Linked DNA regions of Homo sapiens: all the other regions are linked to region 1. The links are chromatin contacts, found by Hi-C or POLR2A ChIA-PET in ENCODE. All regions are on one chromosome and are shown on one strand. The core of a region is the stretch at or near the end of the contact, and the rest is flanking DNA. Distances in the headings are between cores, read along the strand shown.

What was found. Hi-C counts contacts between places; a loop is a spot of excess contacts on that map. ChIA-PET counts read pairs that join two places held with the same protein, here RNA polymerase II (POLR2A). Pooled maps may share reads with other maps.
Region 2: a loop to region 1 is called in a map with no recorded cell type, with 10 times the contacts of the local background. The contact joins two enhancer-like sites. A Hi-C loop is called at or near these places in 17 of 37 single-sample maps with no recorded cell type and 9 of 50 pooled maps. POLR2A ChIA-PET finds 5 or more read pairs at or near these places in 2 of 52 experiments (GM12878 and activated T-cell).
Region 3: a map of GM12878 shows a loop between it and region 1 (2.7-fold over the local background). The contact joins two enhancer-like sites. A Hi-C loop is called at or near these places in 3 of 168 maps with a recorded cell type or tissue (GM12878, ascending aorta and chondrocyte), 11 of 37 single-sample maps with no recorded cell type and 10 of 50 pooled maps.
Region 4: a map with no recorded cell type shows a loop between it and region 1 (8-fold over the local background). The contact joins two enhancer-like sites. A Hi-C loop is called at or near these places in 10 of 37 single-sample maps with no recorded cell type and 7 of 50 pooled maps. POLR2A ChIA-PET finds 5 or more read pairs at or near these places in 2 of 52 experiments (activated CD8-positive, alpha-beta T cell and activated T-cell).

Annotation. Positions count from the first base shown.
Region 1 is chr5:74,200,178-74,202,859 of GRCh38, forward strand. No RefSeq gene overlaps it. Among named protein-coding and RNA genes, the nearest start is that of LINC02122, 98 kb to the left of the region's middle. RefSeq lists enhancers at 1,442-1,511, 1,532-1,581. Within about 2 kb of position 1,319, at least 10 of the 41 ENCODE cell types and tissues checked have a DNase peak (open chromatin) inside an H3K27ac peak, as active enhancers do.
Region 2 is chr5:74,577,957-74,580,638 of GRCh38, forward strand. No RefSeq gene overlaps it. Among named protein-coding and RNA genes, the nearest start is that of LINC01331, 43 kb to the left of the region's middle. Within about 2 kb of position 1,320, at least 4 of the 41 ENCODE cell types and tissues checked have a DNase peak (open chromatin) inside an H3K27ac peak, as active enhancers do.
Region 3 is chr5:73,897,958-73,900,639 of GRCh38, forward strand. It overlaps ARHGEF28 (Rho guanine nucleotide exchange factor 28), which reads left to right. Exons shown (of 36, transcript NM_001177693.2): 30 at 5-136. Among named protein-coding and RNA genes, the nearest start is that of LINC02122, 200 kb to the right of the region's middle. Within about 2 kb of position 1,359, at least 2 of the 41 ENCODE cell types and tissues checked have a DNase peak (open chromatin) inside an H3K27ac peak, as active enhancers do.
Region 4 is chr5:74,489,562-74,492,243 of GRCh38, forward strand. The region is part of intron 2 of LINC01331 (long intergenic non-protein coding RNA 1331); the gene reads right to left. Among named protein-coding and RNA genes, the nearest start is that of LINC01331, 46 kb to the right of the region's middle. RefSeq lists enhancers at 1,152-1,211, 1,802-1,851. Within about 2 kb of position 1,375, at least 3 of the 41 ENCODE cell types and tissues checked have a DNase peak (open chromatin) inside an H3K27ac peak, as active enhancers do.

The DNA of each region.
Region 1 (2,682 bases), core at 69-2,568:
TCGTGCCTGTAATCCCAGCACTTTGGGAGACCGAGGCAGGTGGATCACGAGGTCAGGAGATCGAGACCATCCTGGCTAACACGGCGAAACCCCCTCTCTACTAAAAATACAAAAAATTAGCCGGGCGTAGTGACGGGCACCGTAGTCCCAGCTACTGGGGAGGCTGAGGCAGGAGAATTGCGTGAACCTGGAAGGTGGAGCTTGCAGTGAACTGAGATCGCACCACTGCACTCCAGCCTGGGCGACAGAGCGAGACTCCGTCTCAAAAAAAAAAACAAAAAAACAATCATTTAATAATAACAATAGATGCCCTAAGAAATAAAGCAGGGAAGGGCCTGACAATACAGCTGCAACACACAGAATTAGGAGTGATTAGTAGGAACAAAGGAAGGGCCAGTTAATGTTTTGGGCAAACAGGGTGACTTGACAGGTGCAGCATGTGCTCTGTACATACAGTGGTGGCGAGGGTTAAGAGTGGCCTCCACACAGCATCAGGTTTAGTCATGTAAGATGTGCTTCCAGGACTAATTGACATTTGCTATTATATCCTTTGGCAACAGTGCTCCCTTTGTTAATGTCCTTGAAGGAAATAGAAAACCTTCTGGTTTTGATTTTGCTTCATTGACCCTTCTTTGACCTGCATCTGGTCCTGGCAAGGTGGTGTGTATCTCAGATGCACTTTAGAAGTCATGACCTGAGACTAAACTTAATCCTGGTGGAAAGAGGGGAAGGAAAGTCATGCTGCGGGTTTGTGACCTTTATGTCAATGGCTAGGGGGACAGAGGCACCTCAGTGCTACTCTAAACAAAGGGCTCCCTGAGGTCCCATGCATTTGTTCCGTGCCACCGCCTGCTTTGCCCTTGGGAATAAAGCTCTATCCCTATGTTCCTCTGAAGTTCCCCTTTCCATCAGGGATTACCTGACATGCTTTTCCTTGGAGGACAGAAACCCATCTTTGTGGGGGCTCATGCTATAGAGGCTACAACCCTTCAGAGAGCACTTTCCAAAAAGAGAATTCTAGACGGGAGGAGTCCGCTGTATAATCTGCCCCAACACTTGTTTACCTTGACATTTCCTTCTGGGAGATTTCTGCTATTAAAACATGGAGCTTTGTTCCGGGAAAGAGGTCATCTGCTTGCACGGGAACACTTGTCCACGGCGACAGTCAGACAATGTATTCCTCGGATTTTTCTTCTCCCTGCTCGCTCCAAGGCCAGCAAGGGCTGGTTTTCTTGGCTTTTGGCACTGAAGGCAACAAAGCCTGTGGTGTGCTTGCCAGATTCTGCGGCCACAATTGAGCCAAAGCTGTTCTTGAAATGCTCTTTCCACTTGGGCACACGGCCCTCCCACTCCCACTTCCTGTACCCAAGGGAACCTTCTCCTACCACCTGCTCAGCCCAGCCTCTCTTTCCAGCGCCATCTAGCCTGCTCAATGCAGAGGACTTTATCAGGTCATCTCTGACTCATTTCAAATGGTTATTTATACCACCTGCATTTATAATTAACAGCAAAGGGGAGTTCTTCAGGAGTTGAAGTAGCAACCCAAAGCAGATGTTAAAGACCCCAGAGAATAGAGGCTGAGGGCAGCTGACCTAAAAGAATCTCACTGTGTTTAGGAAGAATGAAGTGAGTGAAATGAAGGAGGCTAGGAAAATGAAGACGGCTAGGGAGGAAGCATGAGAGTGGATCCCTATAGCTCTGTGGCTTCAGAAAAAGGAAATGAATCACTTGGATTTGACTACAGATATTGTATATAAGGTGACAAATTCTGAGAGTTTCCTGAATGCAGGGCCATTTGATTCTCATTCTGGGCTCAGCCTCATCTCCCCCATGGGAACCCCAGCCCCAGCAGCCTGTCACCAACCCAGAGGCTCTGAAGACAGTGGCCCTGGGAGAGACAGGACTTCTCTTTTCAAAGTAAACACTGACAAAAACCACTTAAGATGTCCATGGTCAGGAGATGACACTAAGAGTAATTAAAATCAAATTCTGAATCCTCTTCTAGCACTCACATCACAAATCATGGTGCCAGGAAGGGAAATAGACCAAGTAAACAGGCAATGTCAGGGAAAGGCCTGAAAGTAGGCTCTGAAGACAATGTCAGTCTTTAGAGTGATCCAGTCAGGAGGCAGGACAGCGGGGATATTTATACCCCTGCAACAGTAGGTCCTTAGTTGAGGACACCTCCCAGCAAAATGTAAACTTCCAGGTATGTTCCTACTCTGCTAACATATTGGTTCCAGCAGTCATTGATGTCATTTACAGCATGGAAATTCTCTGGCTAAGAGAAACAGAAGCTGGTTGTTGGGATGAGACTAGACAGGTGCTTGCCAATGGTAGAGGGACCCAGGCATGGGTGGAGCACTGACACCAAGAGCTGTCCCAGATGTCCTCAGGTCCAAAGCTCGTGCTTCCCCACTGGCACATGCCCTTGCCACAGACACGGCTAGAAGGCTATAGGCGTTCTGCATTCACAGGCTGCCATCCTGGAGGCAGGGTTGGTGGGGGCAGGGCCTATTTATAATGCCATCTCAGGGGACAAAGAAGGGGCAAAAACCCATTGTTCTTATGCCGCACAGTCACAGAAAGCCTCAACTTTTAAGCTTGTGGGTATAGCAGAGATAAAATTAGAGGATGGAAAGATGTCACCATTCAATTTTAAATTCCCAGACCCAGACTGTC
Region 2 (2,682 bases), core at 70-2,569, 380 kb after region 1:
AATGATCCATTTTTAATATAAAACAAGCTTTTCAGTGGAAAGTAATAGACCATTAACTAAATCGTATGTCTGGTCCTACCAAACTTCTGCTTGCAAGACATTTAGACTACCTTCACATTTTCTGATTTCCACTTTGCTTTGATACCACGAAAATTTTCTTGCCTGGGAACATATATTATACAAGCGGAAAATCAGTCAAGAGATCATTGAATATTAATTCTCTGTCATTATGTGCCCAACACAGATGCCTTAGGAGTTAAACAGAGGCATGCATATGCTCGACTTAAGACACTGTGTCACCAACCTCCTCCCCTTCTTCATCAGAGGCAAGAGAGAGCCCACAGACAGCAAGCAACCCACCCTTGCCCAGCAGTGACAGGAGCAAGCCCCGTGCCCAGAGACTGCTAAGACCAGCCTTATCATTACAACCTTTTTGGAGAATCTTGCTGAAAGGCTGGGCGCTCTGAAGAGAAGCATGGCATCAGTAAGGGACCAGATTGCCAGTGTTTGCGTCCTGGCCTTGCTGCTTACTAGCTATTCCCCTCAGGCTAGTTTCCAATCTCTCAGCACCTCAGCTTCTTCATCTGTAAAATGGGGATAAACACGGCACCTATTTCATGATGTGATTGTGAAATGTCACTGATTTAATACATGTGAAGCAACTAAAATAGTGCCTAAGTTATAGGAAATGCTTATTATTATTATTATTTGAAAATTACACTACTCAACAATTATACAAAAAAAAAAATCTGTTTTTCCCCTAATCTCTCTAAACAAAGGCACTAAAACTCAAAGAGTTAGTAACAGAGAGAAATAGAACTTTGGTGGTCACAGAAACACTCAACATGGTAGCCACAATCCTAAAACTATGTGTAACAGAAGTAAACCCAGATAGAAATAGCCTTCTTAAGGCAGAGTTCTACAAAGGGGATCCCCGGATTTTCATGCTCTGAGCCCTGATACTGACTTTCAACATCTTGGCGTGTCTACCAAATCAGGTACCTCAATACGACATTACCTAAGAGTTCCTTAACTCACAACCCTGTGAGGACAACAAAAGATACTGTTAGAACAACAAAAAAAAAACGCTCTCCATGAGAATTATGCACAGTTTACTTTGCATGGGTACCATGTATGTGTGCATTTTAAATAAACATAAAGTGTGTATAACTGCTTTTGATCTCAGTTTTAATTTCTCTTTAGCACAAAACCAGTCATAATTTCTTCCCTTGTGATAAACAGGATTGATCAAGATGTGGAGCCTCATTTGTGTTTCCCCAGTTGTTCAGACGATGCCTCTCAGTGTGCACCGCCGGCTTCCGGGCCCTTGTTTCCAACCACAAGTAGTCCTTAGTCTTTGTGGCTTGCTAACCCCAGGAATGACAGCACAGTGTTATCGCTTGTACTCCCAGTAACCACTCTCTCTCTGTCTTACTGTATTGTCCAGCAAATGGAAGGTGTGGCAGCTAAACCCCTTTTTAGTCAGAAAGAACCACTTCCTGCTTAAAGTGAGAGCTAAAAGTGAATCTCTCGTTGTACAAAAATATGGATCCGGGCTGGGCACAGTGGCCCACGCCTATAATCCCAGCACTTTGGGAGGCCAAGGCGGGCAGATCACTTGAGGTCAGGAGTTTGAGGCCAGCCTAACCAACATGGTAAAACCCCATCTGTACTAAAAATACAAAAATTAGCCGGGCATGGTGGCAGGCACCTGTCATCCCAGCTACTCAGGAGTCTGAGGCAGGAGAATCACTTGAACCTGGGAGGCGGAGGTTGCAGTGAGTTGAGATCGCTCCACTGCCCTCCAGCCAGGGCAACAGAGCAATACTCCGTCTCAAATTTATATATATATGCCATGATGCTTTCTCTGAAACTTGAAGATTCTTCTGGCCACAGGAGCAGAAAGTCACTGTTTGATTTTGGGGGGCGCAATATTGTACGAGGGGCTTTCATTTCAGGCAAAGTCTCTCCCAACTTTTTCCTTTCCATGCTTACTGAAAAAAGAAAACCACTCCTAGATACTTGCTCCAGATTCTCTGCTGGAACCAGGCCATGCCCAAGCTCTCCAAAGAGCCTCTGTGAAGCCCCGGCTTTCCAGTTTTGAGGACCCTCGATCTTGAGGTGGTCTTCCTACCCTCAGATTTGGCTAATGTGGGAGGCGAGTTGAGGAATTTTATTTAAAAGCAATATTACTGTTGAACCTTGACTACTAGTCATGAACAAGTTTGCCACTAAAAACAGCAACACTGGAGCCCCACCCTCAAGCTTGAGGCCCCAAGCCACATGGCCTGCTCATCCCCTATTTCTCATGTAGGATCTGTGTTTGTTCCCACACAAATAATTCCCCAGAAGCCTGTGTAGCAGAAATGTGGATAACGTAGTAGTTCTTCACATTTGGGGGAACATAAAGGTATTTAAAGGAATAGACCTATTCTCTAGAAAAAGTATACATCACAAAATTTGCATGAAATTTTGAAAAGCTTTGCACCCATCACCTCCACAGCCCTCTTGGACTTTAAGAGATCTGTGGGACCTGAACCACAGATGGAAGTCAGGGTGAAGGATATACGGAAAGTGTTTACTTCCCCAGGGAGAATGGGAAGCCAGCCCCCACCTGCATTCCAAGAAAAGTCTGTCACCCCATCTTTCATACTTGGTTGATTGTTCCTGGGAACCAACTAT
Region 3 (2,682 bases), core at 109-2,608, 300 kb before region 1:
TTAGCTGAGAGCCTACAAGTTGCAGTGAAGGCCTCACAGATGGGCGCCGTGAGTCAATCATGTGAGGACAGTTGTGGAGACTCTGTCTTGGCGGACACACTCAGTTCTCATGATGTACCAGGATCACCGACTGCCTGTAAGTGAAAATGCAGGCCTTGGCAATGAGCCTGAGCACAGTCCCTGGAGCTTACAGTGGTCACGTAAAGTAAAGGCAATGACTGTCTCTGGTTGAAGGGGACTTGATATATTTTTTTAAATTAGAAAAAAACTGAGAATAAATATGCTAGCCTAAATGAATATCATAGGCATATAATAATGACACTGGGGTTTCAAGTATGAGGATCTAAAGAGTAGTTGGTGGGTTATACTGCTCTGTTTGCCGGCCAAATATCGGACCTTCCCCAACCCCTACCCTGCCTCATTTTTGATATGATTTATTCATTACAGTTTTGAAAGAACTTTTTAACTTTTCAGGTTTTTTAAAAAAGGAGTCCCTGCGGTCAATTACAGAACAAGCCCTTAAACCTAATCTCATGTGCATCAACTGAGAAAACAACTCAGAAAACCAGAAATATACACACGGCTCCCTCCGTCTCCCTCCTTTCTCTCTCCCTCTCTCTTTCTCTCTCTCTCACACACACGAAGTTTGGTGGTATGGTTAAAGCAGAAGTGCCAGAAAATTCTTGATCTGTGCCATCCTACACTTTAGTTCATGTCAGAATTCATTTATGAAAACATTGTTTCAAAACATTTTAAATATAAAAAAAAATAGAATGTAGAGATTTGGTTTAGGTAATTTCCCCGAACCTAGCTATCCTGTTATATGTATAGTTGTAGGCTACTTAGTTCCATAAAGGTTTCTAAGATAAGAGCATAAAGAGTATACTTTTCATCCTGTGCAGGTGGTAACAACCTTACTTCCACAAGGTCTTATGTGCGTAAGATAAAATGGATAAAATGTCTTCAGTAGTTAGAGATCAGAAGATTAAATTGAACTCAAGATTGGAAGATTAAATTGAACTCAGAACTTCTTTAACAACATCCCTTGATTAATTAAGATATATAGATGCAGTATAGCTTTTTAATTCTATACTTCTTTTTTTTTTCTTTTTTAAACATCAGCACCACTAATTATCTTCCTCTCTCAAGTTCTGCTTTATCTAATCCTGAGTTTCTAGTTTCAGAATGCGCACGTATGTTTTTCATTTTGACACAGCCCAGATTCATCAGGGGAGTTGTACTGCCCTGGGTGATTTCCTTTTAAAAGAAGAACCTCATTATGCCATTGAGGAGTCTCTGTCTAAAAATACGTGCAGGGATCTGCTGAGGGATCTGCTGCTCTCAGCCTCGCCCCAGGGACAGCTGGAGAGGCTCCCCTCTGCAGCTGCCCGAGCCCGCGGTCGTGCCTTCCCTCCCTTCAGGCCAGGCAGTGAAGGTCTCCTTGTCTGTATCCACATCTCTCATGACTGGGGAGAGTTTCAAAGGGACACCCGTGGCATTTGCCAGAACCATTGAGAGGCTCTTTAGAGGGGTCTGATGTCGGGATTCAGGTAGAGGAAGTACCGAAGCTGGCTGGTGGGGTCCTGTACCCCAAGGCCTCTTCAGTTCTGGGTCAGACTGGAACATGGTGCTATGAGAGTTTGATTCTCTTTATAAAGTTGTTCAAGGCACAAGGCTAGTTCTAAATGAAGGTCTACAACTGTGACTGAATGGGTCGGTTCTGCAAATGACTTGGAGAACTGGGCTCTTCTTCATCAGGCTTATGTCAGCCTGAGGTTATAAGCCAAGCAGACAGCTCTATTTTCAGTCTTCAGTATACATGATGAGTATCTTCTACTTCTAGGAAAGTTCTGTTCACTGGAGACCCTCTGGCCCACCCTGAAATTGGATACAGGGACAGGGACCTGATCTGTGTTTTATTCTTCTGCCTTGTCATCAGCTTCTTTCCCATTTGATTTTCCTAATTTCTATGAGGGAGTGAGAAACAGAGTGGTGAATTCTTTAGTGATGCCTTTGGCCACTCTTTAAGAGTTAGGAATAGCACCCAATAGTAGAACCATTTTTCAAATGACAGAGAAACCTATAAAATGTCCCTCATTGTAAGTGAATAAGTGCTGATCAGCTTGAACAAAATGGACTTGTTTTTAGCTGATCTCATCTGAAGCCGTTTCCGTTTAGACAAAAACTTCTTTGTATTAGAAGAGGTCTTTGAAATCCTAGAGGACTCTCATTTTCCAAAGACATAAGTATTTTTATTAAAGAAAAAAGCATTTCCTATATTGGAAATAAAGTTTTAAAAAGACACAATAAAAATTATACAAACAAACAGTGTCATAAAGTGAATATCGATTTTGTCAGGGTCTGGATTGGACATGGTTCTAATAAAACACTGTTTTGGGCTTTGAAAATTCTAGTTTTAATCAGTGCAAGGTGGGCACAGTTTAAGTTTTAACTGAGTTCACATGGGTAAAGAAATAAAATCCTGCCAACAGAGATTTAATGGATGAAGTGAAATCTGTATTTGGTACTTAAAAATATTTCGGGACTAGTTTCTATGTTTTCATAGTTTAAATACATAGTATTTGTAAATCTAAAGCATAACAAGAAATGTGAGAAAAACAACACATTTAGAAATTGTTAAAAAATAAGTTATTCAGAGATAGGGACAGGTTCTTGGTTTGT
Region 4 (2,682 bases), core at 125-2,624, 290 kb after region 1:
CTATCCAGGTTTGTAGCCTAGGAGCAATAGGCTATACCATATAGCCTAGGTGTGCAGGAGGCTATACTGTCTAGGTTTGTGTGAATACACTCTATGATGTTCACACAACCTAACCACACATTTCTCAGAATGTATCCCCATCATTAAGCAATGCATAACCATACTTAGAAGTGAAATAACTAAGTCATAGAGGATTTACTGGGTATCGCCAATTTGCTCTACAAAGGAATAGTGCAAAATCTGCCTTCTACCAACAATGAATATGAGTTTCTATTTACCTAGATCCTTGACAAACACTTGGTGTTAGCAGGCCTTTTGAAGTTTGTCTGTCTGGTGGATACGAAATGGTGTCTTACTGGTGTGTTCATTTGCATTTCCTTGGTCGTTCATGAGGTTGAGCGTCTTTGCAGTTGTTGTTCACCATTTGCCCTTCCTCTCTATGGAACTGCCCCTTTATACTTTTTCCCATTTTTAAAATTGTTGGTGTGAAATCACTCATATATTTTTGATACCTATTGTTTGTTGAATTTTAGAAATGGAAAAATTTCCCAGTCTGAGTTTTATTTTAAGTTCTATTTACAGTGCTTTGTCATGCAGAAGTTTACTAATTTTTATGTAGTCAGGTGTATAAATCTTCTTTGTTATATGTTCCTTATGTTTCATTTAAGAAATTCCTTTCTGTTCCAATGTCTTCAAATGTTAATCTTCCCTCTTTTTTCTCTAAAAGTTTCTAAGTTGTGATTTTCATATTTAGCTCTCCAATCCACTTGAACCTTATTTTTATACTGGTGAAAGGTATACTCTTTTTGGGTGGGGAGCAATATGGTTAGATAATTGTCTATGTTGATTTGTAACGCCTCCTCTGTTACAGATAAAGTTTAATGTAAATGTAAATGTAAATTTTTTTAATGGAGAAAAAACTTTGCCTAAAGTTTATCCTAGAGGCATAGATATGGGAACAAAGTTAATATGCTACAGGATAAGTAATAAATAATATGAGTTGCTGTGTTGCCGTGATACAATAGCCAAGATATGCGTCAGCAAAGCCAGAAAATGTCTGTTTGAAAGAAAAAAAAATTCAGCTACATGAGTATTTGACATGTAATTTTTTGATGATGCTGAGACAAAATTTGAGCAAAAGCTTTGTAAAAAAAAAAAAAAAAAAAAAGAACCTTCCTCCCACCCCCTGCCAAAACAAGAGATAAAGGAAAGCAAGGTGATCTCTTTAAAAACAAGTGGGGAATCACTGGACAGCTCTCTGTGTTAGTAATAGCAGACATGCAGCAAAAGCATAATCCATGAACCTGACATTGGCTACCCAAACAGAGAAGCAGAAAATCCAGTCGGGCAGACCTGGGCCGTGGCAGGCACTGAAGACTAATGGTGCTGCATGAATGGGCAGAGCTGGTGCCCCATCTGTGTGAAATCAAGAGGGAGTTTCAATTTGGCTTATTTCAGAGAGCTCAATAGGAAGTGAAAATAACAGGCCGTAATGGTCTCATGAAGAATAAAGCACCCCTATATTTCACACCACTACTGAGTTTTGCTAACATATTAGATTGAACTATATGAAATTGTCATTTCTGAAGTTAGAAAAAGAAGGTTGACTATCTTCACTTTCATATAGCTCAACCTAATATAAGAGAAGGATAGTGCTACGTTACATATTTGGGCGTCTCTTGCTCAAAAATGAGTCAATATAATGAAATTCTCCACTCAGATTCAAGGAGGGCACTCACTGGTGTGGGAATTACGGACTCTTCTCCCATATCGTTAGCAGACTGGCAACCCTGGAAGTCGAGTTTTCTCAGGCTAAAGGAGAGAAGTCCTCTGACTCAGAGACTTGGTGACTTCCCTCACCAACCCATCAGGATAACGGTATCAAGAGCATACTTCTAGGTGTTCCTTTGTCTAAAAATCTCCTCCAATGACATGAATAATGCTTTTCTCAGCAATGGCATCCTGTTCTGCTCACTCACACTCTGCAGTTAGATCACCCAGAAAATGAGATAAAACTACTGAAATCAATTAAAAGCATCTGATACACCAGACAAAGCCTCTTGGGTTGTTCAGAAAGAATCAGCAGAGCCAATGATTTCCTCCCATGACATCCAGTGAGAGCACTCTCTACAATAATGTTCTCTAGTCCAGCTCTTCCTGCTATTTCATACCAAACTTGGGGCTCAAGAGTCATATTAGTTCATCTTTCCAGCTGCCAGATGGGCAGTCAGCTTACACTTGGTCACTTTCCAGCTTCTCTAAATATATGTGTTTCTGATGTTATGCAGAATTTCTCATTCTGACACTAGGAAATCAGATTCTATTAGTGTATCAAGGAAATGTGAAGGGACCCAATGGGCTGTGAATCTCTCTGACCAAAATCCTAAAGTACATACATTAGATTAACTACAATCACTTTCAGATTTTCTTGTCTCTCTTTGTTCCCCATATTTTCAACACTTTCTCAGGCTGCTCCCTTAGGATCACAGATAATTAAATAAGAATACCCTAAATGAAAGAAATTGAATTGGAAGCTTTTAGAATTCTCTTCTCATCATCTAATTACATGAATAACATGTATGGGCAGCCTGACTCCTAGCTAATTCCCTCTCTGAATTTTTAGCTCTCATACAATTTGAACAGCAAATCCTAAAACCACAGGGTGGGTATTTTCCACTGCTT